2 separate regions of the Homo sapiens genome follow, and region 1 is linked to region 2. Evidence: chromatin loops called from intact Hi-C (ENCODE). Cell type or tissue: endothelial cell of umbilical vein. All regions are shown on one strand. Each heading gives the region's core, and the rest is flanking DNA. Links, peaks and the distances in the headings are about the cores only.

Region 1 (2,918 bases), core at 298-2,797, 69 kb after region 2:
TGGACACACAAAAACAAATGTAAGACACTTAAGAGAACAAGTCTTGCTTAGCTTTTTAGATACTCAGATAAACATAGTGAAATACGCTGAGGGCTGAAATAGTAATATTATAATATAAAAAATAATTACTCCAAAAGTGCAGAGATAAAAGTGATTATCAAATACTTGGGGAACCCTCAGCAGGTGAAGAAACAGAAAAACATTGTTCAAAGTCCCTTCCATTTCCCTATCCCCTACCCCAACCTCTGAAACATATCTAAAGCAGTATCTCACAAATGATTGCCATCCCCCTGTGGGACGGAGATGGAGGTAGCACGCTGTTGTTTTGGGAGATATCTTAATTTGTATTTATGGAAGTTAGTAAGTCACAATTTTGAAAATAAAGGGGCTTTTATGTCTTTTTAACATTGAAATAGATGGTGTCAAAATTTTATTTTAGAAACTCTATAAATGAATATTCCGGAAGATTACTGAAAGAGGCCAACTAGCTTCAACATTCAGATGAGACCCCAGGAAGAGGAAGATGCCCCTCAGGACCAGACTTGAAGGGTTTTTTTTTTTTGTTTTTTTCTTTTTTGTTTTTTGTTAGACTTGAAGGTTTTTAAAGCAGACTGGACAGGACAGGTGAGGAGCAGCAGGCTCTATGAGGTAAGAGTGAGACAAAGGACTCTGATACCTGCCGGACTGGGCCTGTCCCAGAGGGGAAGCAGTCCCAGCCGTCTCATCCCCTCTAAGAAAATTGTTATTGGAAAATTAATAAATCATGTGCTTTTCTTTGTTTAGTGTCCTGTGGATTTACCTCAGGAACTACACGTGTAAACTGCCTGGCTGGGCTGAGGGAATTCAGCAAAGGTAACTGTCCTCTGGAGAAGCCACAGCCTTCCTGCCCAAGGTCCAGCAAAATGAGTTAGTGTATCCAGCTCCTCCTCTCCTAAATGGGCAGGGCAGTCCCTTGCTCAAGAATCAGCAATTTCTGATTCTTGCATCTCTGACAAATACGTGCAGCAATTAGTCTCTTAAAAAAAAATACCTGGCCCAGCACGGTGGCTCACGCCTGTAATCCCAACACCTGGGAGGCCAAGACAGGCAGATCACGAAGTCAGGAGATTGAGACTGTCCTGGCTAACACGGTGAAACCCCGTCTCTACTAAAAATACAAAAAATTAGCCAAGCATGGTGGCAGGCGCCGGTAGTCCCAGCTACTCAGGAGGCTGAGGCAGGAGAATGGCAGGAATTCAGGAGGCGGAGCTTGCAGTGAGCTGAGATCGCGCCACTGCACTCCAGCCTGGGCAACAGAGCAAGACTGCGTCTCAAAAAAAAAAAAAAAAAAAACCTGATTGGCAACTTAATCTTGAAAGAAACATAAAACATAAAAACTTCTCAGAAAAATCATAATTACCAAAAAAAAAAAAAAAAAAACAAACCTTTGCTTTAAAACCATAATTTGTAGATTAAGTACTCCCTCTGCTGAGCAGATCTGGTTTTGCAAACTCTTTTCATCTTCCCTAAATGCTAAACTGAAATTGGAGCTCACCATTTGAAGAGTACTTTCTTCCTCTCAGATACAATCACTAGGTGTATCTGCTTAATGTTTTTGTAGACCATAATATCTAGCTCATCTTTGGTCCCTGTGGGGCAGTCCTTGTTTGTCTGTAAACAATGTACTGACTTCTACCTAGTAGAAAATTGAGGGAGAAACTAGGGTTTCTATGTTATTTCTGGATGACCCACTGTCTGAAGGTCTACCAATAAGGCTTTATTATATGAGTTCCTATCTTAATAATCTCTTTCAAAACACAAATGCCTTTGGGAAGGAGTATATCCAAAAATAGAGGGCACATTAAGCTAATTCCCACAGTGGTGGAAAGAGTATCTCAGAGTTCTGAGAGACAGAAATGAAGAATACAAGGAGAGTGAGGGATCGCAAGGCAATACTTAGTTTTCCTACAATTTCTACCTATCTTCAGGTGACTTAAAAAAAAAAAAACCTCTGAATTTCTAAAATATATTTTTCCTGAATCTTAATGATGAAATGTAAATATCTTCATCTCTATTTCTCCAAGATAGATTTCTATGAAAATATAGAATCAAAAGGTATATATTACAGATCTTCATACATATCTCAAAACTGTTTTCCCAAAAGGTATTATCAATGTATAATCTCATCCCAAATGGATAAATGCTCAGAGAGCTCAGGAGACAAGCTCAGGCTAGGGACAGCCTCAGAGTTACAGCTCCAAGTGGTTGAAGCCATTGAGGTGTTTTCAACTAGCACGTGGTAGAGACCCAGCAAATATTTGCTGATAGAATGTCCTAGTGTATCCCCCTCAGCTGACCACTCTTGCTGTTCCCCAGGAGAAAAGACTGGCTGGTGTCAAGAGCCTCATCTGTTCAAAAAATTAAGTTACTTGTTTAACTTGAATTGAACATAGAATCCAGTAGTCTTTAAGTTGGACATGTGAATCTCCAAGAGCCCACAAAGACTTTTGAAGGATTACATGGGCAAGAATAGTATAACGGAGTCCACTTTCAGATCTTCACCTTTCCTATGCAGGTTGGCCTTCTATATCCATGGGTCCTGCATCCATAGATTCAATCAACCACAGATCAAAAATATTTGAAAAAAAGTTTTATCTGCACTAAACACATACAGAATGTTTCCTCTTGTCATTATTCCCTAAATGAAACAGTATACCATCTACTTACATAGCATTTACATTGTATTAGATATAAGTAATCTAAAGATGATTTAAAGTATAGAAGAGGATGTGTATAGGTTATATACAAATGCTATGCCACTTTTTATCAGCCAACATCAGTCTCCAAGGAAGGTCTTGGAACCAATCCCCCATGGATACTGAGGGATTACTGTATTCTTTACTTAAACTGATCTGCCTGAGGACACAGTTTGCTATTTT
Region 2 (2,918 bases), core at 276-2,775:
AGTCACCCAGTCTCAATGCTGCCCTATCACCCTCCTCACTCATTCTTTCACTCCAGATACTATGGGTCCCAGAATTCTGTTAATGCTTTGGTTCTCACATGGGTCCTTTTTTTTAATTTCCCACTGATACTATCCTAATGCTCTTAGAGAAATCTGTCTACCTCCAGACTTCATCCAACCCCCTTGACCCACCCAAGGCAGGGGGAGGGTGAGGGAAGAACAGTGAAGGGAGAAAAAGAACAGCTTTATAAGTCTGCCATCATGTTACTGGCTTGCAGTGGTCCCTCACTGCCTACTGGTTAAAACCCATCTCCTAAGTGGATACTCAAGGCCTCAACAACGCAGACCCAACCCACCTTTCCAAACACATCTTGTTACTGTCAACTTAAATTCTCTATCATCTCCTTTTTACAAATGAGACAATTTAGAAACAGAAACATTAAGCAGCATGCCCAGCCACAGCTGTCACACAGCTAGTGACAGAAGCGGCCACCCAGACTCCAGGGCACATTCTCCCCATTTCCATGTGGCTGCCTCTTACTGGGGTATAGTTTTTTGTCTTTCATATGCTAGATCATTTTGCAAGGGTGGTCCTGCTAAAATTAATAGAACTGCTTCTGCAATTTAAAAGTCATGAAAACTTTAGATCAAAATCACTTGTAAACTTTTTCCCTTTTTGGGAGGGGGATGGGGTCTCACTCTGTCACCCAGGCTGGAGTACAGTGGCACAGTCACAGCTCACTGCAGCCTCAACCTCTCCAGACTTAAGCAATCCTCCCACCTCAGCCCATCGAGTAGCTGGGACTACAAGACATACGCCAGCACATCTGGCTAATTTTTGTATTTTTCATAGAGACACAGTTTTGCCATGTTGCTCAGGTTTCTCTGGAACTTCTGGACCCCAGCGATCCACCTGCCTGTGCCTCCAAAAGTGCTGGGATTACAGGCATGAGCCACCACGCCCAGCCTGTAAACACTTTAACAGAGACAGCGATTAAGACTAAAGTGATGAAAGTGAGGTCTATGGGTAGAGCAATGTTCCACCAAAAATCAACTGTTCCCAAAGTGACTTCTAGATGTTTTGTTTCATTTGCTTTTTCACCCACACCACAACTTGAGCCAATATCCACATACTTCCTTGATAGAGCAATGTGGTTGTGGAACCTTTCCTTATCTGAAGTTCACACAGTACACAGCTATGAAACCTGGAACCACTGTCTGCATTGGTGAAATGAGGTCAGACTGACCCCTGAGGTTATCAAAACATAGATCTGAAAAGTCACTGGGAATATTCTTTTGTTTTACAAGTAATTCTAAGTAATTTAATCAAACAGGCCTGAACCATCTGGCTCTTTTACAACATGGTACTAGTTTTAATAGCTATCCATGTTTCTTTTCTTCCCCAAGTGAGAAAATGAGTCATCAACACAGTAAAATCTGAAGGTGATTTTATAACCGTTTGCAAGTCCACATGACATATATCTTTTACAAACAAGAAGTCATAGTTGTTTAAAATGAAGACAACCCTAAAGCAACACTTACATTATTAAACTAATCAAGTAATTTTACATTTTAAGAAACTGCATTACTTAACTATTTTAGAGTTTCCAAATTCATCAGCATAAGGCTTTTCTCTGTGTTGCTTGCCAAACTACACAGAAGGAAAAAAAAAAACCAAACTTGTATTTTCACGGAAAACAGTCTTTGCCAACCCTCCCACTAGCTCTAAGTTTGGCCAACAGTTTGACTGATAGTGTATGAGCCCTACCATCTGCTAACTAAGCAGCATTTCCTAACGGGTAAATGATACTAAGAAAAATGGTTGCAAAACAGAACCTGACTTGTTTTCATGAGTTGATGTAACTGAACCTAAAATGCAAGACTACAGTTTGTTATGTGTATTCTAAGAAAGTTCAAATTGTATCCCAATCCAAATTGCTGGTTTCAATTATTCCTTCAAAACATTAAACAGCCTGTATATAAAAAACCTCAATTTATTTAAAAAACTAACACTTCTAACCATTTTAAATAAGGTTCAGACCAAATTCACATCACATTTTTGTTTTCACACCTTTCCTTCTCAAGTCCCTGAGTTAGTGAACCAGATTAAATGCCATTTAAAAAGTATGATTTAAAAAATTAACTTTGCAAATCTATTATACATTAATAAGCATAACAAACCCAACCATTCAAGATATTAGTCTTAGAATAATTAACTTATATGTTTATATGCTATTATATAAATCTACTCTTATTACTTGTGCATTTTTAATGAACATTCTGCACATTATTTGGGGAAATTTTGAGGATATCTATAAAAATAATACTGGCTTTTTTTTCTGTCATATCAAGATTTAGTAACTTTAAAAAAGTTACCCTTGTTTTTTTAAGGACAGGACAACTAAACAGATGTATAATATTCTTAATTATTGCTTTTTGTCTCATGAAATATTAATATATATTCTATTTCTTTAGAATTCTCCAAGAGGAAAAAAAAAAGATATAGAGGCTATAAGCTTAGCCAAGGACACAGAAAAACCAGGTCCTGCCCTCAGTTTTGTAGTTGTCTGACTTTGGGGATGTGAAAAAAGTTATCTGAAAAGGAATTTCGAGAAGAGAGACTTTATTCCAGTGAACAGTTTCCAAACGGGGAAGACAAACCCTTCAGTGGAAACAAAAGATACATTAAAGAAAAAAGGAGGGTTTCGCTTTTATAGTTAAAATTCCCACCCAGCTTTCCACTCAGGTCCTCTTATGCAAATACAGAATTCAAACTGGCTTAGTTCTGATTGGTTGACACTTGCAGAGTTCTGATTGGTCAATGCTGCTGGCTTCTGATTGGTCAGTGCAGGCTACACTCTATTGGTTGGTTCAGGCCACGTGGACAGAAACTGTTAGCTATGACAACCCCAAAGTTA

What was found. Peaks named below come from ENCODE experiments on the same cell type or tissue, not always from the same donor. Only the 100,000 strongest peaks of a DNase experiment are listed, where the experiment ranks them.
Region 1: a loop joins it to region 2, with 9 times the contacts of the local background. A loop is called at or near these places in 7 of 110 quality-filtered maps.

What each region holds. Positions count from the first base shown.
Region 1 is chr7:103,060,626-103,063,543 of GRCh38, forward strand. All of the region lies in intron 1 of FBXL13 (F-box and leucine rich repeat protein 13), which reads right to left. Among named protein-coding and RNA genes, the nearest start is that of FBXL13, 13 kb to the right of the region's middle. In endothelial cell of umbilical vein, for the core only: a CTCF peak has its summit at 1,493; a DNase peak (open chromatin) is centred at 1,466; H3K27ac peaks cover 704 bases.
Region 2 is chr7:102,991,939-102,994,856 of GRCh38, forward strand. All of the region lies in intron 7 of FBXL13 (F-box and leucine rich repeat protein 13), which reads right to left. Among named protein-coding and RNA genes, the nearest start is that of NFE4, 20 kb to the left of the region's middle. RefSeq lists enhancers at 1-777, 1-98. In endothelial cell of umbilical vein, for the core only: no CTCF peak of the experiment used is centred there; a DNase peak (open chromatin) is centred at 1,253; H3K27ac peaks cover 2,500 bases.